2 separate regions of the Homo sapiens genome follow, and region 1 is linked to region 2. Evidence: read pairs that join two places in POLR2A ChIA-PET (ENCODE). Cell type or tissue: HepG2. All regions are shown on one strand. Each heading gives the region's core, and the rest is flanking DNA. Links, peaks and the distances in the headings are about the cores only. Region 1 has its middle 12 kb from the start of RNU5B-1. Region 2 holds the start of IGDCC3 (immunoglobulin superfamily DCC subclass member 3).

The links. Peaks named below come from ENCODE experiments on the same cell type or tissue, not always from the same donor. Only the 100,000 strongest peaks of a DNase experiment are listed, where the experiment ranks them.
Region 1: POLR2A ChIA-PET joins it to region 2 with 13 read pairs; 20 of 35 experiments call an interaction of 5 or more read pairs at or near these places.

The regions. Positions count from the first base shown.
Region 1 is chr15:65,310,479-65,323,436 of GRCh38, reverse strand. No RefSeq gene overlaps it. Among named protein-coding and RNA genes, the nearest start is that of RNU5B-1, 12 kb to the right of the region's middle. RefSeq lists an enhancer at 4,525-4,574. In HepG2, for the core only: a CTCF peak has its summit at 4,418 (motif pointing left); a DNase peak (open chromatin) is centred at 4,386.
Region 2 is chr15:65,375,568-65,390,099 of GRCh38, reverse strand. It overlaps IGDCC3 (immunoglobulin superfamily DCC subclass member 3), which reads left to right and starts at 12,098. Exons shown (of 14, transcript NM_004884.4): 1 at 12,098-12,414. The coding sequence starts at 12,312. IGDCC4 (immunoglobulin superfamily DCC subclass member 4) reads left to right here. Exons shown (of 20, transcript NM_020962.3): 14 at 689-816; 15 at 1,122-1,292; 16 at 1,514-1,651; 17 at 3,444-3,549; 18 at 4,041-4,269; 19 at 4,985-5,146; 20 at 5,681-8,616. The coding sequence ends at 6,091. RefSeq lists enhancers at 4,597-4,716, 4,737-4,786, 4,797-4,846, 4,721-5,332. In HepG2, for the core only: no CTCF peak of the experiment used is centred there; DNase peaks (open chromatin) are centred at 11,309 and 11,949; H3K4me3 peaks cover 3,065 bases.

The DNA.
Region 1 (12,958 bases), core at 1-8,000, 60 kb after region 2:
TATTTGGCTTACAAATATGCAGTCTGGGCAGGGCTCAGGGGCAGCTGTCTCTGCTCCACTCTGCATCAGCGTGGGCAGCTTGAAGCCTGGGGGCTGGGATCCCCTGAAGGCTCCCTCCCTCCCGCGTCTGGTGGCTGATGCTGGCTGTGAGCCCAGCACCTCCACATGGCCTCTCCGTGTGGCCTGGGCTTCCTCACAGCATAGTGGCTGGGTTCCAAAGACAAGCGTCCTGAGAGAGAGAGCCAGGTGGAAACTGCAACATCATTTCTACGCCGGCCCAAGTGACACAGCATCACTTCTGCTATAGTCAGCTCTTTAGAACAAGTCGCTAAGGCAAGCCACATTCAGGGAATTCAAGGGGAATTAAAGTCTTCTTTTCAATGGAGAGTCAAAGAATGTATGGACTGTTTTAAAATGACCACAGGGGCCGGGTGCAGTGGCTCACCCGCCGGGGAGAATTACTTGAGCCCAGGAGGTGAAAGTAGCAGTGAGCCGAGATCATGCCACTGCACTCCAGCTTGGACTATAGAGTGAGACTCCATCTCAAATAAATAGATAAATAAATAAATAAAATGACCACAGGGCCACTCCGGAGGGACAGGTGGGGAACAAATATGAGCCAGGAGGCAGGGAGGGGAGGAAAGCTTTACCCCATGGCCCTGGGACTGTGCATGAGGCTGGTGGGGACACAGCTGGGGACGGCAGGAGACAGAGGGTGCCCCGAACTCCTATGGGGACACTGGGGCTGGACACAGGGAATGAGTGAGTGGGGGCAGCTAAGGCTGGGGGCCTGCCTTAAATTCTGGGTTAAGGCTTGAGTCAGGGAGGGGAACAGCTAAACCCATGGTCCTCTCTCAAAGAGGTATTAGAGGGCTGGGCACAGTGGCTCACTGTGTAATCCCAGCACTTTGGGAGGCCAAGGCAGGAAGACAGCTTGAGGCCAGGAATTCGAGACCAGCTGGACGACATGGCAAAATCGTCTCCACACAAAATTTAAAAATTAGCCAGGCATGGTGACACATGCCTGTAATCCCAGCTACTCAGGAGGCTGAGGTGTGAGGATCGCTTGAGCCTGGGAGGTTGAGGCTATAGTGAGCCAAGATCGTGCCATTGCACTCCAGTTTGGGTGACAGAGGGAGAACCTGTCTTAAAAAAAAAGGTACGAGGGGACTTGGGGACTGATCTGAGGGCTTTGTTGCTCCCCTGAGCCCCCCTGGAGCTACCTTGGAACGGAGAGGGAGCAGGGAGAAGAAGGGGCTGAGAGGAGGCCGAGGAGGAGCCTGGCTGGCAGAGAAGGGAAGGGCTCCTTGGACTCAAGAGGGATGGACACTGAGTTCCCACAAACGTGGATGGCCCCTTGGTCACCGTGCACCACGTGCCACCACCACAAGGCAGGGTTGGCCCTGGCTATTACTCCAGAATAGCCACCCTCTGACCAGGCTCTGCTCCCCACAGCTTCTCCTCGTCATGGTGCCTCTTCCTGCAGATGTCTCTCTCGCTCTCTGGAGGGGCTTCCTTCCCCGAGGCCCAGGATGCCCTATGCTGCATTTTGTCTCATTGCCTCAAAAGCTGGCTCCCCATTATGTGGACTTGTGCTGCCAGCACTTTCTTCATAACCACTGAAGGAATCAGAGTGTCTAACTGGGAGTACTGGGGACACTGTCACAAAGCTACCAAGAAAGCATACTTTGGTTCAATCCCGGCTGCTATAGTAGTGTCTTGGGTCAAGAATTGGAGAGTTTTGTGCCTGGAAGCTTGAGGTCATCTCTCCCGTGGCCAGCAAGTCCCCAGTTATTGGGCTGAGGCTGGGGTGAGGAGAACCAGAGCCCCAGCAGGATCAGAGAACAGTGAGGTGTCTCCTTCCATGCCTAGCTGGGGTGTCACCTTATATGGGGGACCTTCTCCAACTCAGCTGGTGGCTATGCCTTCAGCCCTTTGCCACCTGGGAGCTAGTACAGAGCTCAGAGCCAGTGCCCTGCTATTGAGAGCAACGAGCTGTCACTGTTCCCTGTCTTCTAGTGAGAAGCATGGCACCCTCTGGAGCTAAGAAGGTGGTGGCCATGGCCCAGGCTGTGGACACTAGAGTCCAACTGATGTGGTTTGAACCCCTGGCTCTGCTATTTCCTAGTTGTGTAACCGTGAGCAAACGATTTAACTTCTTTACACCTCTGTTTCCTTGTCTGTAAAATAGAGATAATATGCCCCTACCTCAAAGGGTTGTCGACCCAGCTGGGTTCTTTGCAGAAATTGATGAGCTGATTCGAAAATTTATACGGAAATGCAAGGGATCCCAAATAGCTAAAACAATCTTGAAAACAAAGAACAAAGTTGGAGGACTCATACTTTCTTGGTTTACTACAAAGCTACAATAATTAAAAAGTGTATTCCTGGCATCTGGGCAAACATATATCTCAATAAAATAGCACCAACAATCCAGAAATAAACTCTCACATTTATAGTCAATTGGTTTTTGACAAGGGTGCCAAGACAATTCAGTAGAGAAAGAATAGTCTTTTCAAAAAATGGTGCTAGGACAACTGGATATTCACATGCAAAGAAATGAATCTGGACCCTTTACACCATACAAAAAAAACTAACTCAGACTGGGTGTGGTGGCTCATGCTTGTAGTCCCAGCTACTCAGGAGGCTGAAGCTAGAGGATTACTTAAGCCCAGGAGTTTGAGGTTATAGTGAGCTATGATGGCACCACTGCTCTCCAGCCTGGGTGACAGAGGGAGATCCTGTCTCAGAACAAAACAAAAAAACAACAAACAAACCTTAAAACAACAACAAAACAACAACAACAACAACAAAGTCGAAATATGTAGCTACTGTATGACCCAGCAGTTTCATTCCTAGCTGTATACTCAGGAGAAATGAAAACATATGCTTGCCCGGGCATGGTGGCTCACGCCTGTAATCCCAGCACTTTGGGAGGCCGAGGTGGGCAGATCACTTGAGGTCAGGAGTTCAAGACCAGCCTGGCCAACATGGTGAAACCCCGTCTCTACTAAAAATACAAAAATTAGTCGGGTGTGGTGGTATGTGCCTGTAGTCCCAGCTACTCAGGAGGCTGAGGCAGGAGAATTGCTTGAACCCGGGAGGCGGAGGTTGCAGTGAGCCAAGATCACACCACTGCAGTCCAGCCTGGGTGATAGAGTGACTCCATCTCAAAAAAAAAAAAAAAAAAGAAAAAGAAAAAAGAAAACATATGCTTGCACAAAAATTTGTACATTGATGTTCACAGCAGCATTAGCCACGGTAGATAAAAGGCAGAAACAACTGTCCATCAGCTGATGAATGCAGAAACTAAGTGTGGTCAATCCACACAATGAGATATTATTTAGCAGATTAAAAAAATACTGAAATGAAACGAGTACGTGCTGCAACATCGATGAACCTGGAAAACATTACACAGGTACTAAGTGAAAGAAGCCAGTCTCAAAGTCCCACATATTGTACAATTCCATTTATAGGATATGTCCAGAACTGGCAAGTCTATAGGGACCAAAAGCAGATTGATGGGGGCTAGGGGTTGGGAGAAAATGGGGAATGACAGCTAATGGATACAGGGTTTCTTTTTGGGGTGATGAAAATATCCTAAAATTGTAATGATAGTTGCACAGTCCTGAATATACTAAAAACCATTGAATTGTTCACCTAAATGGCGAATTGCATGGAACATGAATTATACCTTGATAGAGCTGTTATTAAAAAAAAAAGAGGTTGAGAGGATTCACTGAGTTCATGTAAGTGAAGCGCACAGTTTAAGTGTTCAAATGATCCCACTGTAATAGGCAGAGAAACTGGAGCAGGCAAGGCAAAGCAACCCTAAGTTGGGGGAGGGGGGAGAGGAATGCCGGGGAGAGGGGAGCAGGATAAAGAAGAAAGCAAGCAGCCAGGCGCGGTGGCTCACACCTGTAATCCCAGCACTTTGGGAGGCTGAGGCGGGTGGATCACAAGGTCAGGAGTTTGAGACCAGCCTGGTGAACATGGTGAAACCCCGTCTCTACTAAAAATACAAAAATTAGCCGGGCGCAGTGGCAGGAGCCTATAATCTCAGCTACTTGGGAGGCTGAGGCAGGAGAATTGCTTGAACCCAGGAGGCAGAAGTTGCAGTGAGTCAAGATTGCGCCACTGCACTCCACCCTGGGCGACAAGTGCAAAACTCTGTCTCAAAAAAAAAGAAGGAGGAGGAGGAAGAGAAGGAGGAGGAGGAGGAGGAGGAAGAAGAAGAAGAAGAAGAGGAAAAAGAAAGAAGGAAGGAAGAAAGGAAGAAAGAAGAAGAAAGATAGAAGAGTGAGCTTGAAGGGCCTCCTGCAGCTGGCCTGGCCTCCCTGGAGCCCAGGGAGCCTCTGGTTCCAAGCATGGCAGCCTGGAAGCTGCGCTCCTGGGAGGGCTGTGACTGGCGGACTTTGCTGCCACCCAGTGGAATTAACAAGGATTACAGCCACGGGAACAGAGGCCTGATCCCTACTGGTGACTAATTGAGCCCAGCAATTAAGATGCTCTGGGCCCCATAGGAGAGAGACAGACCCTCAGTGAGCTGACAATCTATAGGCTTGAATACAAGTAACTGCTATCTATTCAAATACTTATGTGGGTGAGTACCAGCAGCACATTGTAGAAACGGAAGGAAATTATCCTGAAGTGCTGGATTAAGGAAGGCTTTGAAAAGGAGTGGAAACAGGGGAAAGGGCATCCAAGGCTGCAGGCACAGCATAAGCAAAGCTTGGGAGGTGTGCAAGTGCATGGGGAACTCACTGAGCAGGCTCAAGTCTTCCATTTGCTGCATGGGGCCTGCCACCTAACAGATGGTCAATAAATATATGAATGACCACTAAATTTCTAGAGCATATGCTTTTTGTGGGGTCGATGTGTCTGAGGAAAGCCTTACATGGTTTCCAGGTGGACAGAAAGTCATCGAGAGGGTCAGATAGCCTAGAGTTTCCTCGGGGAAGGGAAGGAGCCCCTATGGAGTCCTCCCAATGATAATGATGCTACTTCTGTTATTACAGAAGTAGCATCCTGTCATGCAGGCTGGAGTGCAGTGGCGTGATCTTGGCTCACTGAAACCTCTGCCTCCCTGGCTCAAGCAATTCTCCTACCTCAGCCTCCCAAGTAGCTGGAATTACAGGTGCCCACCACCACGCCTGGCTAATGTTTGTATTTTTAGTAGAGACAGGGTTTCGCCATGTTGGCCAGGCTGGTTTCAAACTCCTGACCTCAAGTGATTCGCCCACGTCTCAGAGTGCTGGGATTACAGACGTGAGCCACTGCAACCGGCCTATTTTTTTTTATTGTATTGTACTGTTTTTTTGTTTTGTTTTGTTTGTTTTGAGACGGAGTCTCACTGTGTCACCCAGGCTGGAGTACAGTGGTGCAATCTCAGCTCACTGCAACCTCTGCCTTGTGGGTTCAAGCAATACTCCTGTCTCATCCTCCCGAGTAGCTGGGATTACAGGTGCCCACCACCACACTCGGCTAATTTTTGTATTTTTTTAGTAGAGACGGGTTTCACCATGTTGGCCAGACTGGTCTCAAACACCTGACCTTAGGTGATCTGCCCACCTCGACCTCCCAAAGTGCTAGGATTACAGGCCTGAGCCACTGCACCCGGCCTGTATCGTATTTTTATTTATTTATTTATTTATGAGATGGAGTCTTGCTCTGTCTCACCCAGGCTGGAGTGCAGAGGCGCGATCTCGGCTCACTGCATCCTCTGCCTTCCGGGTTCAAGTGATTCTCCTGTATCAGCCTCCCAAGTAGCTAGAACAACAGGCATGTGCCAAGACACCCGGCTAATTTTGTATTTTTAGTAGAGATGAGGGTTCACCATGTTGGCCAGGCTGGTCTCGAACTCCTGACCTCAGGTGATCCACCCACCTCAGCCTCCCAAAGTGCTGCGATTACAGGCATAAGCCACCACGCCTGTCCTATTTTTTTTTTTTTTTTTAAGACGGGGTCTCACTCTGTCACCCAGGCTGGAGTGCAGTGGTATAATCTCGGCTCACTGCAACCTCCACCTCCCAGGTTCACGTAATTCTTCTGCCTCAGCCTGCTGAGTAGCTGAGACTACAGGTGTGCACCACCACCACACCTGGCTAATTTTGGTATTTTCTGGAAGAGACGGGATTTCCCCGTGTTGGCCAGACTGGTCTCAAACTACTGGCCTCGAGTGATCTGCCTGCCTCTGCCTCCCAAAGTTCTGGGATTACAGGCGTGAACCACCACGCCCGGCCATATTTTTTTGTACTTTTAGTAGAGACAGGGTTTCACCATGTTGCCCAGGCTGGTCTCCAACCCCTGAGCTCAAGTGATCCAGCTGCCTCGGCCTCCCAAAGTGCTGGGATTACAGGCACGAGCTATGGCACCCAGCTAGTTATTACATCTTATGGCATTTGTTTGTTTGTTTGTTTGTTTTTAGACGGAGTCTTGCTCCGTCGCCCAGGCTGGAGTGCAATGGTGCAATCTTGGCTCACTGCACCCTCTGCCTCCCGGGTTCAAGCAATTCTCCTGTCTCAGCCTCCCAGGTAGCTGGGACTACAGGCGCATGCCACCATGCCCAGCTAATTTTTGTATTTTTAGTAGAGACAGAGTTTCACCTTATTGGTCAGGCTGGTCTCGAACTCCTGACCTCAGGTGATCCACCCCCACCTCGGCCTCCCAATGTTCTGGGATTACAGGCGTGAGCCACCACGCCCGGCTTCTTAGGGTGTTTTGTAGACACCTCCGTATCACCTCATGTGCGTCTCTCACAGCCGTGCAGCGGGTAGAGCTGGGCTTGCTGTCATCCTCCCATCTGAGATGAGGAAACCAAGGCTCCGAGAAGGGAGGTGGTGGAGCTGGGGCTTGAACCTCAGACTCCTTGTTCGAAGCCCATGCTGTTAACTTACATCTATGTATGGAGGAAAAGACGACAGGGGAGCCCAGTCGGGGGCGGTGGGGCGGGAGGGGTGGCGGTCTAAATTAACTAAAAGGGAGATTTTCTTTTTGAAGAGTGAGAAGAGACCCAGGAATGTCGGCCCCCCTGCCTCCCTGAGTGGGACGGTTGAGGAGGTTGGGCACATCCTAAAATGCAGGCTGGGTCTGTAACCTACCACAGCTCCACACTGCTCCCAGAGGAGTCCAGTGCCTTTGGCCTGGCAATCAAGGTCCCCTCACAAGAGGCAGCCTAGCCCAGTGGTTAAAAGCATGGGCTCGGCCAGGCGTGGTGGCTCACGCCTGTAATCCCAGCACTTTGGGAGGCCGAGTTGGGTGGATCAGGAGGTCAGGAGATTGAAACCATCCTGGCTAACATGGTGAAACCCCATCTCTACTAAAAATACAAAAAATTAGCCAGGAGTGGTGGCAGGCACCTGTAGTCCCAGCTACTCGGGAGGCTGAGGCAGGAGAATGGCGTGAACCCAGGAGGGAGAGGTCACAGTGAGCCAAGATTGCGCCTCTGCACTCCAGCCTGGGCAACAGAGCCAGACTCTGTCTCAAAAAAGAGTGTGGGCTCAGGACTGCAATCCCTGCTCCCCACGGTTCAGTTGTGTGACCAAGTGGGCGTCCTCTGGTGCCACTGTTTCCTCCTCTGTAAACTATGGATAAGGAGAGCACCTACCTCATAGGTTGTGAGTAGTAGGAGAGTCAGGATGCATGAAGCACTTAGTCCTGTGCTTGCTGTTGTTGTTATTATTAATTAGAGCAGACTGTAATTTTTTGCTCCTATCATCAGGTCCAACCCTCCAAGCTCGGCTCCTGGCTTCTCCCAGATACGCCATGCACTGCGCTGCCTCCCGGCCTTTCTGCAGGCTGTTACTTCAGCCTGGAACCACTCCTTCCCACTACCCCTTCTCTCCAGATCCTGACAAACACAGCTCCTCCTGATGTCTTCCTTGTTCCTCTCCAGCTAGAGCCACTTCAGGCTCTTAGTGCTACTCCACGGCGGCACTGATGGGTCATAAAGAGGTAAAGACACCACACCTGTCCTTAGAAAACGTAATCCTTGCCAGGCACGGTGGCTCACACCTGTAATCCCAGCACTTTAGGAGGCCCAGGCACATGGATCACCTGAGGTCGGGAGTTCAAGACCAGCCTGACCAAGATGGAGAAACCCCCATCTCTACTAAAAATACAAAATTAGTTGGGCGTGGTGGCGCATGCCTGTAGTCCCAGCTACTTGGGAGACTGAGGCAGGAGAATCACTTGAACCCGGGAGGCAGAGGTTGCGGTGATCCGAGATCGCTCCATTGCACTCCAGCCTGGGGCACAAGAGCGAAATTCCATCTCGAAAAAAAAAAAAAAGAGGCCGGGCGCAGTGGCTCACGCCTGTAATCCCAGCACTTTGGGAGGCCGAGGCAGGTGGATCACAAGGTCAGGAGATCGAGACCATCCTGGCTAACACAGTGAAACCCCGTCTCTACTAAAAAAATTACAAAAAATTAGCCGGGCGTGGTGGCAGGCGCCTGTAGTCCCAGCTACTCCGGAAGCTAAGGCAGCAGAATGGCATGAACCTGGGAGGCAGAGCTTGCAGTGAGCCGAAATCGCAGCACTGCACTCCAGCCTGGGCGACAGAGCGAGACTCGGTCTCAAAAAAAAAAAGAGAAAAAGAAAACGTAATCCTCGGCTGGGCTCAGTGGCTCACGCCTGTAATCCCAGCACTTTGGGAGTCCAAGGCGGGCGAATCACAAGGTCAAGAGATTGAGACCATCCTGGCCAACATGGTGAAACCCCATCTCTACTAAAAATACAAAAATTAGCTGGGAGTGGTGGCACGCGCCTGTAGTCCCAGCTACTCGGGAGGCTGAGGCAGGAAAATCGCTTGAACCCAGGAGGCAGAGGTTGCAGTGAGCTGAGATCGCATCACTGCACTCCAGCTGGACAACAAAGTGAGACTCCATCTCAAAAAAAAGTAATCCTTGGCCCGGTGCACTGGCTCACACCTGTAATCCCAGCACTTTGGTTTGGGAGGCTGAGGCAGGTGCATGGCTTGAAACCAGCCTGGGCAACTCCAGTGGGACTTCTCTCATACAGAGCTACTTCCTTCTGCAGCTCATTATGCCCAGTATGTATGACTGTCACTCTGCTCTGAGAATCTAAGATTACGTTTTCTTCTTATTATTTTTGAGACAGGGTCTCACTCTATTGTCCAGGCTGGAGTGCCGTGGTATGTTCACAGTTCACTACAGCCTCAACCTCCTGGGCTCAAACAATCCTCCCGCCTCAGTCTCCCAAGTCGCCTAGATTACTAACGTGCACCACCACGCCGTAATTTTTATATTTTTTTGTAGAGACAGGGTTTCACCATGTTGCCCAGGCTGGTCTGGAACTCCTGAGCTCAAGTGATCCTCCTGCCTCAGCCTCCCAAAGTGCTGGGATTACAGGTGTGAGCCTCTGAGCCCTGCCTTGGATTACATTTTCTAAGGACAGGTGTGGTGTTCTTATGTCTTTATGAACCACAAGTGCCGCCATGGAGTAGCACTAAATTCTCAAATATTTGTGGAAAGAAAGCACGAAATCAGGACAGGAAAGAGGAAGACGGAGGCCGGGCACAGTGGCTCACACCTGTAATCCCAGCACTTTGGGAGGCCGAGGCGGGCAGATCACAAGGTCAAGAGATCGAGACCATCCTGGCCAATATGGTGAAACCCTTCTCTACTAAAAATACAAAAATTAGCTGGGCATGGTGGCGTGCGCCTGTAGTCCCAGCTACTTGGGAGACTGAGGCAGGAGAATTGCTTGAAACCAGGAAGCGGAGGTTGTGGCAAGCTGAGATCGCACCATTGCACTCCAGCCTGGCCACAGAGCAAGAAACCGTCTTTAAAAAAAAAAAAAAAAAAAAGGAGGAAGAGTGAAAGAAGGAAGGAGAAAGAGAAGATGAAGGGAAAGGACAGAAATAGATGAAAGGTGAATAAAGCTAAGGGAGACTTGAAGAGACACCAGCCTGGCTCCATTTACCTTCTCACAACTTCAGGGAAAAGAACATGAAGATGGGACCTCTGGAAATGTGCAGCTCTTCCTTGAGCCACGGTATTGAAATGGACTTTGAAAACCTCAGAGTTGGCCGGGCACGGTGGCTCACACCTGTAATCCCAGCACTTTGGGAGACCGAGGCGGGTGGATCATTTGAGGTCAGGAGTTTGAGACCAGCCTGCATAACATGGTGAAACCCCGTCTCTACTAAAAATACAAAAATTAGCTGGACGTGGTGGCAGGCACCTATGATCTCAGCTACTCAGGAGACTGAGGCAAGAGAATCACTTGAACCCAGGAAGCAGAGGTTGCAGTGAGCCAAGATGGCACCACTGCACTCCAGCCTGGACAACAGAGTGAGACTCTGTCTCAAAAAGAAAAAAACAAAAAACAAAAAACAGAGAAAACCTCAGAGTGGCTCTGTATCTTCAGCCACACTGAAGCTCAATTTCCTCATCGGTAATAGAGATAATAATGGTACTTATCTAATTGGGTTGTTATGAGGATCAAATGAGAAAAATAACTGGAAAATCCTTGGCGCCTGGTGTAAAGTAAGCACTCAATAAATGCCGTGTATTGCGATGGTGATGGTTGGGTGATTCTGAGAATTCCAGATGTCCAGTAAATGACTGCACACTGCTACCAGAGGGAGGAGCTCCCTAGGCTTGAAGAGATGCCTGTTGTCCTGGAGCCTGGCCCAGCGGTCACTCGGAGGTCACAATGCTGTCTCCAGGCCTCCCCGCAACCCCCACAAGATACACAATAAAGACTCCTGATTGCCTGATTAAAGGAAGCGGATACACAATTAATTTCAATTTTAGACCGAAAGCCCCCTCCCACCTTTAAAGAAGCATTGCATAGCCTATTTCAATTTACACACTGAGCCAGTGTGGAATTTTCCAGCGTGTTCTGTGGCCTTTGAAGTGACCAGACCAGACTATTGATTTATTTCCAACTAATCTCTCTCTTTGAACCCAGAAGGGTCAAGGTTAATTATATAATAAAACATACTGTGCCCAGCTGCCCCTCTAAGGGCGCAGGGAGCCCCCTGACCTTTCTGTGCCAGCGAGTGGTGGATCGTATTTCTGATCCCTTCCCCGCATTCATTTCCTTCATCAGGGCCCATTAAGAAGGAGAAAGGAAAAAAGAAGAAAAAAAAAAAACCCGGCCCCTCATTTCCTCTCTGAGAGATAAATTTTAATTTGCTGGAAACCAACAAAGGTGATCTAAGCCATGTTTCCAGGCTGCCCCCTTGGGCTGGAAAATCTTGCAGGGAGCATCTACTCTGGAGCCACTGGGAAATGGGGTGAGGGTGGTAGGGGGCAACAAAGGGGTGCAGACTCCTGGGTCTGCATCTCCCACGAAGGGGAAGTCCCCAGAGTCCACAGCCAGGTCCCCACTAAGCCTTCCTTCCCTGCTGAGGTGACAGTTAACCAATGGCCCTGGCTTCCCAGGCATGTTCTCTCAGTCAGTCCCCAACAGCCACCCAGATGGGCACCAGCACAAGCCCTGCTTTCCCTGATGATGAAATAGGCTCTGAGTGGCACCAGAACTGCTTCCAGGTGTCACACGGAGGAGGTGGAAGTCCCGTGGCTTTTTTTCTGCTTTTTAAAATCATGGTTTTTCTTTTCCCACAGCCTCCCACCCTAGGGAAACAACATGGCAAACACTTTTTTTCCATTGTTGAGAAAAATGGTTGGATGCAGTGGCTCATACCTCCCAGCACTTTGGGAGGCTGAGGTGGAAGGATCACTTGAGCCCAGAAGTTTGAGACCAGCCTGGGCAACATAGCGAGACTTTCTTTTCTTTTTTTTTTTCTTCTTCTTCTTTTATTTATTTATTTTTTTTGAGACAGGGACTCACTCTATCACCCAGGCTGGAGTGCAGTAGTGCGATCATGGCTTACTGCAGCCTCAACCTCCCCGGGCTCAGGTGATCTCCCACCTCAGCCTCCTCAGTAGCTGGGACTATAGGGATGCACCATCACATCTGGCAACTTTTTTTTTTTTTTGTAGAGACAGGATTTCGCCATGTAGGCTAGTCTCGAACTCCTGGGCTCAGTGATCTGCCCACCTTGGGCTCCCAAAGTGCTGAGATTACAGGCGTGAGCCACTTCTTTTCTTTTTCTTTTTCTTTTTTTTTTTTTTTTTTTGAGACGAAGTCTCGCTCTGTCGCCCAGGCTGGAGTGCAGGGGCGTGATCTCGGCTCATTGCAACCTCCGCCTCCTGGGTTCAAGTGATTCTCCTGCCTCACCCTCCTGAGTAGCTGGGATTACAGGCAGGCACCACCTCGCCTGGCTAATTTTTGTATTTTTAGTAGAGACAGGGTTTCACCATGTTGGTCAGGCTGGTCTTGAACTCATGACCTCATGATCTGCCTGCCTCAGCCTCCCAAAGTGCTGGGATTATAGGCATGAGCCATGCACTGGCCTGATTTCTTTCTTTTTTTTTTTTTTTTGAGACAGTTCTCCCTCTGTCACCTAGGCTGGAGTGCAGTGGCATTATCTCAGCTTACTGCAACCTCCACCTCCGGGGCTCCAGCGATCCTCGAGCCTAAGCCTCCCGAGTAACTGGGATTACAGGTACCTGCCACCATGCCTGGCTAATTTTTTGTAGAGACTGGTTTCACCAGGTTACCCAAGCTGGGTCTTGAACTCCTGGACTCAAGAGATCCTCCAGCCTCAATCTGCCTTCCAAAGTGCTGGGGTTACAGGTGCCTGCCACCACCCGCAGCTAATTTTTGTACTTTTAGAAGAGACAGGGTGACACCATGTTGGCCTCAGGCTGGGTGCAGTGGCTCACACTTGTAATCCCAGCACTTTGGAAGGCCGAGGCAGGCGAATTACTTGAGGTCAGGATTTCGAAACCAGCGTGGCCAACATGGTGAAACCCTGTCTCTACTAAAATACAAAAATTACCCCCAGTAGGGAGGGAAGAAGGGAAGGAGTGTGCATAGCTCCTAGGTGAATTAATGTTAGCCACGGGAGGATGGTGGCACATGC
Region 2 (14,532 bases), core at 6,533-14,532:
GGTGGTGGGAAGGCAGCAGGTGGTGATCAGGGAAGGGCCCCTGGGATTCAGGAACATGTCATGGCTCACCTGTTACGCTGAGGCCACACAGAGGGGCTGCACAGGGTCCACGTCCTTGCCTGCTGACCAGATGGTAGCAAGGAGGCCATCCAATCCCGTCCCCTCACAACAGAGCCTTGTTCTCAAACTCCGGAGAATGTGACACAGGACAGACCTGTTTCTCCAACCTCAGAGGGCTCCCAGTCTGATGGTGAAGAGAACCCCACCCCTGTCCTCAGAGCTGCTCCCTCTACCCTGTTAGATGGGGAGACAGAGCCTGAGGAGCCTGAGGTTTGGCGGAGGAAAGTCGCATAAAAAGCAACCGATATATACAACTGCCATGAAGGCAAAATTAAGCCAAAGAAAAGATGCATCGGAGATGATTCCATAGGTGGAGAATAACTTGGATTAATCCAGGAAGGTTTCCTGGAGGAAGGGGTCTGGTTTCGAGATTGGACTTGGAGCAGCATACATCCAGACTTCTCTGTAGGTCCCTGGGTGGTGGTAGTCGCCTCCAGGCCAGGGAGCAGCTTCCCTTCCCAGGGTAGAGCCTGGGGCTGGGGCTGACTGCAGGGGAGTAGATTTGGAGGAGTCTGCCCTGCTGGGAGAGTGTGCCTGAGAGCACTAGTCACGTTTCTTGCCTTAGCAGTTCTGGAGAAGACATCCTCATTGGCGGCTTGAAGCCATTCACCAAATACGAGTTTGCAGTGCAGTCTCACGGCGTGGACATGGATGGGCCTTTCGGCTCTGTGGTGGAGCGCTCCACCCTGCCTGACCGTGAGTGGCTCCCAGCCCCTTGCCACCAACCCATCTTTTGCCCAACTCCTTCTTGCCCCAGCAGCAAGAAACATACTTCAGAACCCCAAGGTTTGGGCAGAGCTGGGGGCAGAAGAGTTTCTGGGAGGGGAGGAATGTTAAGTCCCTCCAACCACACATACTGTTTTCTAGAATTCCCCAACTAGAAACCAGACCTCATCTTTGCTTTGTGGCTTGTTCCATGAAGGAGGAAGAAGGGAGGTCATATCATCATGCTCTGTCCCCCAGCTCTGACATCTCTCCCCATCTCCTCTCCCGCACCCCAGGGCCCTCCACACCCCCATCCGACCTGCGACTGAGCCCCCTGACACCGTCCACGGTTCGGCTGCACTGGTGCCCCCCCACAGAGCCCAACGGGGAGATCGTGGAGTATCTGATCCTGTACAGCAGCAACCACACGCAGCCTGAGCACCAGTGGACCTTGCTCACCACGCAGGGTGAGGGCTCCTGCCCCAGGGCATCTGCTCAAGAGCTTCCCAGCCTCTCCCGCTTCCAGCAGTGAGAACAGTGCTGGGGTTTGTTCCAGGGGCTACTGGGAGAAGCAAGCAGAAGCTGCTGCCTAAGTGGAGAGCAGACTCTCCCAGTCCCCTCCCTGCCCACCTCTGCATCCACCCACCCCATCCACCATCCCTGCTCTCCCTGCCTCCCTCACCCCCAGGAAACATCTTCAGTGCTGAGGTCCATGGCCTGGAGAGCGACACTCGGTACTTCTTCAAGATGGGGGCGCGCACAGAGGTGGGACCTGGGCCTTTCTCCCGCCTGCAGGATGTGATCACGCTCCAGGAGAAGCTGTCAGGTATGAGCACAGGGCAGCCCAGGTTTCCCTGGATTGACTTCCAAGCCCCTGCCTGTGGACACAACTACAATTTCATTGTTTTGCACAGCTGTCCTCCAGGTTTGGTGGGGGCAGAGCAAATGTGAAGGGGAAATAGGTGTGGTTCAGTGATAACTTGATTCAGAGGCCAGGTTCGTGGGGGACTGGCTTTTTTTTTTTTTTTCTGAGATGGAGTTTCACTCTTGTTGCCCAGGCTAGAGTGCAATGGCGCAATCTCGGCTCACTGCAACCTCCGCCTCCCAGGTTCAAGCGATTCTGCTGCCTCAGCCTCCCAAATAGCTGGGATTACAGGCACACACCACCATGCCCGGCTAATTTTTGTATTTTTAGTAGAGACAGGATTTCACCATGTTGGCCAGGCTGGTCTCAAACTCCTGACCTCGTGATCTGCCTACCTTGGCCCCCTAAAGTGCTGGGATTACAGGCGTGAGCCACCATGCCCAGCCAATTATTGTATTTTTTAGTAAAGACGGGTTTTCACCACATTGGCCAGGCTGGTCTCAAACTCCTTACCTCAGGTGATCCACCCACCTCGTCCTCCCAAAGTGCTGGGATTACAGGTGTGAGCCACTGCATCCAGCTGGGACTGGCTTTAGAGACCAGTTTCTTTGGGAAATTGCTTTGATTGGAGGATTAACTTGGTGAGGTGATGAGCTTTATGGTGTGGAGGTGGACAGCAGGACTGGCTACGTAATTTCCAGGGCCCAGTGCAGAATGAAAAGGTGCTATCCCTTATTTTAAAAATTAGAGGTCGGACGGCCAGGCGCGGTGGCTTATGCCTGTAATCCCAGCACTTTGGGAGGCCAAGGTGCGGGCGGATCATGATGTCAGGAGATCGAGACCATCCTGGCTAACACGGTGAAACTCTGTCTCTACTAAAAATACAAAAAAAAATTAGCTGGGCGTGGTGGTGGATGCCTGTAGTCCCAACTACTCAGGAGGCTGAGGCAGGAGAATGGCGTGAACCCGGGAGGAGGAGCTTGCAGTGAGCCGAGATCATGCCACTGCACTCCAGCCTGGGCAACAGAGCGAGACTCCGTCTCAAAAACAAAAACAAAAACAAAAAAAGCTAGAGGTCGGGCATGGTGGCTTGTGCTTGTAATCCAAAGTGCTTATGCACTTTGGAAGGCTGAGGTGAGAGGATCACTTGAGGCCAGGAGTTGGAGACCAGCCTGGACAACATGGTGAGACCCTGTCTCCACAAAAAATTTAAAAATTATCTGGGTGTGGTAGCTCATGCCTGTGGTCACAGCTGCTTGGGAGGCTGAGGTGGGAGGATCACTTGAGCCCAGGAGGTTGATGCTACAGCGAGCCGTGTTCATGCCACTGCACTCCGGCCTGGGTGACAGAGCAAGACCCTGTCTCAAAAGAAAAAAAATTAGAATTTTAAGGTGGTGACAGCAGAGCATGAACTCAAGCGTGGGGTCCATCCAAGCATGGGGTCTGCGCACCTGCACATGTTGCACACCCATGCAACAGCCCTGGGAGCAGGCAACACGTGCTTCACCAAAGGCCAGTTTGAGGCAGAGAGACCATAACTTCTGGGTGTGTTTTAGGGAGGACAGTCAGAGGGAGAGGTAGTAGTAGTTTCTGTGAGGCTCAGGGCCCTCCTGTCCTTGTATCAGAAGATTGTGAGCATCTGAAGGGTGAGGGTCCAGCTGGTGTCTCCTGAGAAAGCCATGGATAGTCCTGATCTATGCCCTGTGCCCTTCCTCTGTCCTGACCTGCTCTGTGCCTCTCTCTCCCCCACCAGACTCGCTGGACATGCACTCAGTCACGGGCATCATCGTGGGTGTCTGCCTGGGCCTCCTCTGCCTCCTGGCCTGCATGTGTGCTGGCCTGCGCCGCAGCCCCCACAGGTGAGCAGGGGAGCCAGTCTGACTTCAGGGAAGGGAGACTTCCAGGAAGGGCTGCAGAATGGGCCATCAGGGAAAGTGGCCATGACTTGCCCTTGGCACTCCCAGGAGCCCCGTTAAAGTCAGGACTCTGGGATGAAGGAATCAGGGATGATGTCCTCCTGAGAATGGGGAGTGGACTTAGGGGAGCCCCAGCCTACCCTCCTCAGCAAGGCCAACAGAACTGCCTCACTCCCACTTCCTCTGTAGCTGCCAGCATCTTGGAAAGAGGGGCCCCAAATCTCCAGATGCCTGCAGCCAAGGGAAGAAGAGCCCTGTTTACAGCATCAGGCTGTTTTGAACAATAGCAGTTTTTCTTACTCATTGCACAGACCAGGAAAGCAAATCCCAGAGATGGGCAGGAACCTCCCCAGAGACATAGGCTGGACCAGATCCCAGCCCCGCCTGACCCCTTACTCTGACCGCTATGCCTTGTTTTCCGTCTTCCCTTCCAGGGAATCCCTCCCAGGCCTGTCCTCCACCGCCACCCCCGGGAATCCCGCGCTGTACTCCAGAGCTCGGCTTGGCCCCCCCAGCCCCCCAGCTGCCCATGAATTGGAGTCCCTTGTGCACCCCCATCCCCAGGACTGGTCCCCGCCACCCTCAGACGTGGAGGACAGGGCTGAAGTGCACAGCCTTATGGGTGGCGGTGTTTCTGAAGGCCGGAGTCACTCCAAAAGAAAGGTAAGTCAGAGCCCCACATTGCGGCTCTTTTCTAAATAGGACACCAGGGGGCGACAGAGCACAACGCGTGGCTATGCGAGCATGGCTCTACCTCCTCTTCGGAGCCGGCTGCGGACGCTAGGGCCTCTCTCCCTCCTCCACGGAATGGTTGGCTGTCAGGGAAGCACATGGGCCTCCATATCCCGGCGGAATAGGTCAGCTTGGTTCTCACGAAGGAAAGGGCCTCCCAGCAGGTGACCCAGGGTAGCCAGAACACCCAGCTCCCTCCTCATCCCTGGAGCTGGGGAGACCTCTGAGACCCAGACATCCCCGTGTGGGGAGAAGAGGCCAGTCGGCTTGGCTGTGGCCAAGTGGGACTGGGACCAGGATAAGGTGAGGCCTTCGCTGGGCTGGTCCCTTTCATGCTGGCAGGGGCGGCACATCCCACCCAACTCCGACCCGTCCTCCCTCACCCTCTCCCCGCCTGGCTCGGACACCGCGGGCTTTGCAGAGCGTCTGGTGTTCCGCTCCTCTGCAGGAGGACTCATCCTCAGATTACCCCGCTGACTCTGAGCCCTTTCGATGCTCCTCCCCAGAGCCTTGGAGAGGGAGAGAGCAGCGGGTGACAGTCTGGACCCTGCTCCCCCGCGGCCCATCCCAATTCCCTCCCCCGGGCTTCCCTCTCCCAGCCAATCCTGGTCGTGCCCCTTACTGTCCCCTTCTTTCCCCCGTGCAGATCTCCTGGGCTCAACCAAGCGGGCTGAGCTGGGCTGGTTCCTGGGCAGGCTGTGAGCTGCCCCAGGCAGGCCCCCGGCCGGCTCTGACCCGGGCCCTGCTGCCCCCTGCTGGAACTGGGCAGACGCTGTTGCTGCAGGCTCTGGTGTACGACGCCATAAAGGTCAGCGTCCTGGAAGGAAGGGGCAGGAAAGGAGGAAAGGGTCTCTGTGCTTGTGAAGAGGAAGTAATGAGTTCTCTGGAGACCCCTGGGTGGTAACTTTCCTGGGGATAGAAGTCTAGCCAGGAGACCCCTGGAGCCTCCAAAGGTTGAGTAGGTGGAGGGCAGGCCAGTTTGCAGGAACCTGTTTCAACCTGGGTTGAAAACAGCCCCTCCTCTACCCAGACCTAAGTGGGCCACAGCAGTTCCGTGGATCTGAGGGTGTGGCTGGCCTGAGTACGCTCAGCCCTTCCTCCTGTCCCCAGAGGCCCTGACTGAGTCTGGTACTCCTGAAACTCCTGGATGAGGGCAAATGGGAAGTATTCCATCATTCCCTGCCTTTGTATAGGTTCGAACAGTTCCTGTGTATCCTTCACCGACTCCCATGTGATACTTACTCTGATGGAGGGTCAGACTTTCTGCCCCACGTACGCTGGTCATTCTGATGATTACTCTCAGTAATGGTCACTTTGTCTTTGTGTTCTCTGCTCTGATCAGGGCAATGGGAGGAAGAAGTCACCCCCAGCCTGCAGGAACCAGGTGGAGGCTGAAGTCATTGTCCACTCTGACTTTAGTGCATCTAACGGGAACCCTGACCTCCATCTCCAAGACCTGGAGCCTGAGGACCCCCTGCCTCCAGAGGCTCCTGATCTCATCTCGGGTGTTGGGGATCCAGGGCAGGGGGCAGCCTGGCTGGACAGGGAGTTGGGAGGGTGTGAGCTGGCAGCCCCCGGGCCAGACAGACTTACCTGCTTGCCAGAGGCAGCCAGTGCTTCCTGCTCCTACCCGGACCTCCAGCCAGGCGAGGTGCTAGAGGAGACCCCTGGAGATAGCTGCCAGCTCAAATCCCCCTGCCCTCTAGGAGCCAGCCCAGGCCTGCCCAGATCCCCGGTCTCCTCCTCTGCCTAGCTCTTCCCAGAGGATGTGGTTTGGGGCAGGCAGGTATGGATCACATAGGATGCGATACCTGTGGCCGTGTATGTCCACATGTGTGCCTGTAGATACATCATCAAGCCCTTTGGAGCTTCCTAAGTTGCTTTGGCTGAGGGGAGAGGAAAACATGGATTATTCACTCCCCCCATACTCTTTGTGATACACATGTGACATGTGAAAGACATACGAGACATAGCTACATGTGATGTGCACATGTGTGAAGTGCATGTATGCGTACTGGTTGTTGAGCTGGGAAACCGTGGCCCAGGCAGTGGTCACTACAGCCTGATTGGTCCTCCAGGTCAGAACGGTGCCCCACAGTGGTCAGTCCCCAGCCCTGTGGGCCCCCACCTCCATCGCCCAGCCTTTTATTACACACTCTGAGAGTGTCTCCAATGCCTGTCTGACAAAGACAGTCCCAGCCCATTCTCCTGTCTGGCTGGGTTGGGTGCAAGCAGGCTCTGAATGCCTGGCATTTCAGCTGCATCACCTCCCAGCTCCTTATTGCCCAAATAGAGAGGGTGGCCCTGGCTCCCCTCCGAGCAACTCTGCATTTAATTTTGTAATCTGGGAAGTGCCTGGTTTTGAAAATCCGCTTTCTCTCACTCTTCCCCTCCTTCCTTGCCCCTGGCTGCTCTAGTGTTCTGTCTCCCAGTCACCTCGCTCTCCCAGCACCAGTGCCCTTCTCCTGCTCCCAGATACTCTTTCCTTTCCTCTCTCCTGTTTTCCTTCCTCTGCTATCTCTCACACCTCTCCCAGACTATGTCATCTTGTTCTCCTGCCTGGGTTCAAACTCTGCATCCTTCTCTAACAACGTGACTACCTCATGTCTGCTTCAAGGCCCCCGTGCCCTTCCTGTATCCGCGGCTGCCGCGCACTCGCCTGCCATCCTCCTGCCTCCTCTTCACTCAGTGCTTCTGCTTGCCCTGCCCCAGGCAGCCCACCCACGCCCAGTGCGGGTGTGGAGAAGATCTTCTGGCTTCCCTGCATCTTGCCTTTGGGATTGGGATCCAAGGGTTCTCCATGGATGGATCCAAGTCATAGAGGGGAATGTTTGAGACAGGGAAGGGGGCTGTGATCCAGAGGCTCAGAATAAAAAGATGCCCTCCCTTCTATGCAGGGGGGCAAGTTTACTGGATGGAGATGATTTGGGCCTCTCTTCCAGAAGAAGCTAAAGGAAGAGAAGGGGAGTGAGAGTTCAGGGAGGCCCTTCCCACCCTGTGAGGCTTGACTTGATCTGGATTGGGGATGACAGGAATCTCACCCTCTGGGGTGCTGGCAAGGAGGTCTTTGCACAGGAAAAGGGGTAGCTCATTTCAGTTTGTTTTTTCTTTAAATTGAATCCTCAAGTCATTTTCTGTTCACCTGCCGCACAGGGACAAGCTTGACTTCTATTTTCTGTGTAGTGAAAACAATGTCATTTATTTGGTTTTTCACCTCAGCCCTCTCATAGGAGCATAGAATGTTAGGGTCTTTACTCCCTAATGATGTCTGATTGGCACATCAAGAGTTAACTCTGCCTTCTGGGCCAAATTCGAAATAACCAGTCCATTTTTCCTTTTTTTTTTTTTTTTTTTTAAATGGTGGAATGTCTCTCAGCACAGTTGCGGCTTCCTCAAACCCTGAAAGCATCTGTGTTTATTATACTCGGGTGTCACTCACTGTTGATGTCTGCACCTACGTTTCCACCTCCTCCCCCTCCTTCAGCCAGCCTATGATAACACTAAAGATTATTAATGTTGGTTTTGTATCTCGTTAAAGACAGAATTGTCACTTGTAGTATTTCTGTAGCATTCAGCGCTGCTGTGGCTAACACCACTGTGTATGTTTCATCATTGCTCTGAAGGTCAAAAGCCTCATTTTATTTTGCTGGTTTGATTTTTTTTTTTTAAAGAAGAAAAAAAAACTGCCCTGAATTAAATGGCTGTTTTAACAGTAGGCTCTTAGCATTATACCACATAGTCATTTTTCATGTTCTTGTTTAACAGGCACTGAGGTTCTGGTTTAAATTAAATAGCTGCAAATGAGACAATTTATAACCCATTAGGTTGGGTGGAAAATTGTTTCTCAAAAGCAAATAAGTAATAAATCTGGTATCTGCCTATAACTCACAGTTGATAAGAAAGTGGCCATTTCTCACTAGCACTATATATGATTTGGGCTCTGGGTAATTTGGAAGTGTTAGGTTTGTGTCTTTGTAGCAGTATTTTTATTAGAAAAGAATCTATTGGCCTTTTACAGGGTATTAATCCCTTTGTCACCTACCATTGATGCCTTAAGTTTTCTGAGTCTCAATTAAAAATCTTCCTTTTCTTGATGCATGACAAGTGTAATCAGTACTTGCTCATTTATTTGTCTGTATTTAGTTTATGCTGTACTATTTAATTATCCTTCCAGCGTTTTTTTTTTCTCCTTACAAATATGATACTCTTTAGTGTTAAGCTAAGGCATTGATTCATGTATCTGTCCTTATAATGAATTAATAAACTATTTTCCAGAAATGTGGAATTCTCTTTTGGAACCATTGACCATGACTAGAATTTCCTCAGCCTTTGTGCCCTAGGGATTTTATTTCTTACTGTGATGGGAAATGATGTTGTTGTTGTTTTTGAGATGGGATCTCTCTGTCGCCCAGGCTGGAGTGCAGTGGCACAATCACAGCTCACTGCAGACTCAACTTCCTGGGTTCAAGCAGTCTTGTCACTGTAGCCTCCCTAGTAGCTGGGACTACAGGCACATGCCACCATGCCTGGCTAATATTAAAAAAAATTTTTGTTATAGAGATGTGGTCTCGTTATCTTACCCAGACTGGTCTCGAACTCCTGGGCTAAAACCATCCTCCTGCCCCAGCTTCGAAAAGTGCTCGATTACAAGCATGAGCCACTGCCTCTTGGCCCAAAATAGTGTTTTGTTTGTTTGTTTGTTTGTTTGTTTGTTTTTTCAGACTAATCTCACTTTGTCGCCTAGGCTGGAGTGCAGTGGCATGATCTCGGCTCACTGCAACCTCTGCCTCCCGGGTTCAAGTGATTCTCCTGCCTCAGCCCCCCGAATAGCTGGGATTACAGGCATGCACCACCACACCCGGCTAATTTTTGTATTTTTAGTAGAGACGGGGTTTCACCATGTTAGCCAGGCTGGTCTCAAACTCCTGACCTCAGGTAATCTGCCCGCCTTGGCCTCCCAAAGTGCTGGAATTACAGGCATAAGCCCCTGCGCCCGGCTCAAAATGGTGGTTTTTGAGGGTAAAAAGCAGGTGGTCATGGGAAAGAACTAAACCATCTTCCTCCCTCAACAGGCACTTAGGAAAAAGACGTAAACTTAGGAAAGATGTGTCCTTTGATGGCACTTCCTTAGACTCTCTGGGGATCTCTTTCCATCTGGGCACACATTTCTCTGAACTTTTTTGGGTGCAGGAAAGAGGGAACAACTCCAGAGATTTGGGCTCCACAACTATTCTCCTGTATAACTCTGGTCACCAAAATTACTCATGGCCACACAATCACACACACGTGCACTGTGTGTACAAGCTCAGAGACCCGCACATGCATACTTTGCCTTCACAAACACCCTTGTGTCTGTCCGTTAATGCAAATGTGCACACAGTCTCACACACAAAACTCCACACTCACACCCCACACACATCTTGGCATCACAGTTGGCAGCTGCTGTCTGCTAAGATCTTTACAGAGCCCGGAACATGCTTTCTATTGGAGGGAATCAAGAGCTAGAGGCTGCTTTGCTCAGGACCACCCCCAAAGTGGTGGGCCAGACCCAGAGTTAATTGACAGATCAGACAGAGAGATACTGCACATTTTGCACTCGGCAGAATAGCCATTATTTGCATATCACTCTCAGACCAAGGGTTGTGATAAAGAAGAATTAAACACTTGTCAAAATGAATTTAAAATGACAGCAATTCAAGAGACCAATTTGACCTCTTCAGAGTCCAGGACAAGCCAAGAAGGGGTTGTTGAGAATTCAAGCCCTGCAGGAGGGAGTTCCAGGATTTTAGGCCCAGGGAGGGCCCTTCCCCTCCCTTTCCTAAGGCCAGTAGACCACCACTCCCACCCTTTCTCACAATGAAATCCAATAGGGCTTTGGCACATTGGAGTCCTCCACCTAGAATTTTTCCATTGCTTCCCGCTGTTCACATGCCTCATGTCCTGCTTCTCAGGCTCATCTTCCAGTAGCTGCCCTAGAGTGAACAGTCCTGAGCTATGCCAACCTCATCATTAGTAAACCTGTCCATCTACAGGCACTCTGATTTCTGGAGGCCTGTACTTCCTTACTTATCCGTATCAAAGTTAGTTTTTTGTTTGTTTGTTTGTTTCGAGACGGAGTCTTGCTCTGTCGCCCAGGCTGGAGTGCAATGGTGCAATCTCAGCTCACTGCAACGTTTGCCTCCCGGGTTCAAGCTATTTTCCTGCCTCAGCCTCCCGAGTAGCTGGGATTACAGGCGCCTGCCACCACGCCCGGCTAATTTTTTTGTATTTTTAGTAGAGATGGTGTTTCATCACATTGGTCAGGCTGGTCTCGAACTCCTGACATCAGGTAATCCACCCGCCTCAGCTTCCCAAAGTGCTGGGATTACAGGCGTGAGCCACCGTTAGTTTCGTACATGGTCCCAAAGTTCCAGAGTTGGTATCAAAAGAAAGACTTAGTTTTTCCTCTGCCATCCCAGTCCAGTGCCAAAGGAGCAAATAGCTACATTAGGCCAACTTTTATTATTTATTTATTTATTGAGACAGGGTCTGTGTTGCCCAGGCTGGAATACAGTGGGACTCCAGGCATGCACCGCCATGCTTGGCTAATGTTTGTATTTTTTGTAGAGACAGGTTTTCACCATGTTGCCCAGGCTGGTTTTGAACTCCTGGGTTCAAGTGATCTGCCCACCTCGGCCTCCCAAAGTGCTGGGATTACAGGTGTGAGCCACTAAGCCTAGCCTGCCAGCTTTAATTCTCTAGCTCCTAGAACTTAGTAGCTGCTCAATAATTTTGATGGACTAGTCCATCATGCTGGACTCAACAGAAGACCATTTAATAGAGAGTGGCTGAGATTCAAGATCTCTGAGGGCTAGTATGGGTATGTCTCTGCTAAAAGACATGCTTATCTTCTGTAACATTCTCACGTGGGACCTCTGTTGTCTCCTTATATGTTCTCTGACATGAACGATTGAGGGCCTTCTTTGTGGCACAGAAACGTTACTGGGAATTTTAACTTTCTATGTGCTTTTCCAGTTACCAGGTCATTTGTCAGGACCTCTGCGGTTTAAAGGTCTCTAGGGATGAACAGGAGAGATAAGATTATTTTCATCTTTCAGATGAGCTCAGTGAGAGTGACTGGGCTAGGCAGCAGGCAGAACCCAGGTCGGAAGCCAGGCCCCTTTAGAGCTCTCATTGTCCTGCTGCTGGGTCTGCTCTCTCCAGGCAATCCTCCCCAGCGGAGCGCCAGGACTCCTCGGTCCAGAGAAGCCAAGCTTGCAGCTACAGGATCTATCCTTTGAGTGGAAGGACCAGAAATCCATGGAAAACTGAATCTTTGACAACTTTACGCAGCTTTTTAGAGAATTATCTCTAAAATATGGACTTGGAGGAGGGCGCAGCAGAAAGAGTGGGTCAGAGCAAATCCCGCAGCTGTGTGTCTTTCCGCAGCCCGGACCCACTCCCCAGTCCGCTGGTGTCCACTTCCTCAGCCCCCCAGGTCCCCGGCTGGCCCGCGGGGAGGGGATACCCGGCTGCAGCCCGGGACGGCGCCGGCCGCTCCAGCCACAGTTCAAAGCGCAGGGGGCGCGTCCGCCGCGCAGCCGGGAATGTCCGGCCGCTTAAAGCGCTCGCCGGCTCTTTTGTTCCCCAGACCGGGCCTCCGGGGAGAGGGGGCTGGGGGAGGGGACCGGGAGCAGAGAGGAGGGGGGCGGCGGGCTGGGGAGGAGGGCGGGGCGGCCGCGAGCGGTGCGAGTGTGGAGCGCGCACCCCGGGCGAGGCTGACAGATCGCCCGGGTGGGTGCAAGATGGCGCAAGCGGCGCTCCCCCTGCGCCCCCCGCGCTGCTGAGCAGGCATGCGGCCCCAGTCCCCCACCGCCTGGGCTCGGCCCCGGCCGGAGCCCCAGCCCCGGCCCCGGCGCCGGCCCCGCGGGACGCTGTGAGCCGCGAGAGGCCCGGGAGCCGCGCGTCGCCGAGCCGAGCTGACCGAGAGCCCCATGGCTGTGCAGCGCGCCGCGTCTCCGCGCCGCCCGCCCGCCCCGCTCTGGCCCCGGCTCCTGCTGCCGCTGCTGTTGCTGCTGCTGCCCGCGCCGAGCGAGGGTGAGTGAAAGCGCCCCGGACCGGGCGGTTGCGGACGGAGCCAGGGGAAGGGCGAGCAGGGAGGGAGCGGGCGCGAGGGGCGGACCCGGGGAGAGCGGCGCGGACCTGAGGGCGGACCCCGCGCGGGGGGGACCCTGCGGATCCGGACGGGGAGAGGGTACCAAGGCCGGACTGCTGGGGGCCCTAGGGGCGTGTTGAGGACGGAACCCCCCGGAGGAAGACTGGGGCAGGACCCGGAGCCCAGACTGAGGAGCAAGGAGTGCAGCGAAGCGGGAGCAAGCGGGGCGGGCTGGCGTGGAGACCGAGGGAAACGAGCCAGGGGAGACCGCAAGGCTAAGCGCTGACCGAGGCGGACGAGCTGGGGTGCTGGGTGCCCGGCCGTGGACATAGCCCGAGGCAGCCAAGACAGGGGACAGCAGCCTGGGGAGCGGAGACCGGGACTCTGACGGCTGCACTGGGCGGAGATGGCACGACCTGCATTTGGAGCTGGTACTGGGCTGAGGAGTGCGCGGGAGAGACAGGAGAAGACGAGGGAGATTCCTGGAGGGCGGCGCGTGGCTAGGGAGCGACCCGGGACAGAGCCCGTGAGCCAAGAAGGAGAGGAGAAGCCACCGAAAGCGAGAGCGAGCGAGCCGCGGGGATGCTCACGTGCCCCTGCCCTTCCCCGAAGTGTGCACACGCGGAGACCTTGCCCTGGCTCTCGCGGTCCGCCGGTTCTGCTGCCTGGAGCTCGGCTCTGCTGCCTGGAGCTCGGTCACCACCACTCTGTTCCCTTTAGTGGCTGCAATGGTCCCATCTCCCGGGAGGAGAGTGCAAATCTAGTCCCTTAACCCTCCCACCTCAAGTTCCCCACAGACACTCATCTGGGCTATTCTCTCTCCACTCCTCTCCCAAGAAGTAGAAGCTCGCGTCCGCATCAAGGAAAAACTTTATTCCCGACAGCTATACCAGGGTTGGATTCGGGGCTAAGACGGGTGAACTCACGACATGGGGAGGATGCGCAGGGGTTTGAATAAGTGCGATCCTAAAAAGTCTTAAAACATTACATCTTCCTGGGCCGGGGACGGGGGGAGGGGGGCGCGGGGGGCGCTGGGCGGGGAATGCCTATAACCCCAACGCCCCTCCTTTCTCCCCACCCATTTCCCCATCTCCCTCAGCCAGGGAGGGCCCTAGTCTGCTGGGGAGGGGCCAGCTCCAGGATCGCTAGTTATCTGGAAATGTGAGGAGGGGTCTGTGACTGCCATTTCAGACCAGGTGGGTTCATTCCTCCTCGAGTGGAGTTGTAACTGGTCTGGTAAGTTGTTTGCTGGAGAAGTTGGTGACTTGGCATCATGCCTGGGATTGGAGTGCTTGTCCCTCCAGCCGGGCTTCTGATTCTCTGATTGGCCTTAACCCCATCTATTCTTTGGCCTCCTTCTTTTCCTGCTCATTTCTCTTCTGCAGGAGCAGAGAGGTTGGCTGGAAGTAAAGGTTCTAGGAGCACCCTCTTCCTTGGTTTTGGGAAACCATAGTTGGTGTTTGCTACTCTTCATCTCTCCCTATGACAAAGGCAAAAGGACCAACACCCAGAGTGCCAGAGGAGAGGGGCAATGGGGCCACAACCTAGTCTGTACCCCGGGTACTGGGACCACACACCCTGCTCCCTGCCAGGCATTGGACCAGGCATCTGATGGGTTTTGGCCAGCAAAAAGAAGCATGATTTATTACTATCTCCCTCTGTATTTCTTTAGAACTTTAAATTTTTCATAGTGCCTTTGAGTCTGTTAATCATGTCATACAACCCTATGACCCAAGCTCCATTGTTCTTCTTTGATCTAAACAGATGAGAAATGGGAATCCAGGACATGTTGAATACTTTACCTAAGGTCACACCCTGAAGGTCTGTGAGGCTTCAGTGCTTATCCAGGGTGACCATCGAAGTAGCAGCATCTGTATTGGAGTCAGTCTTGCTTTTGGGTCTCAGTTTTGCAACTACTGACTGTGAGACCCTGGGCAAGTCACTTGACATCTCTGGGCTTCAGTTTTCTTACCTGTGAAAGAGGAAATAGTACAAATAATATCTATCTCTGAGATGGTCTGATGATTAAGTAAAGTACCGCCTTGGATGGCACTTTGTAA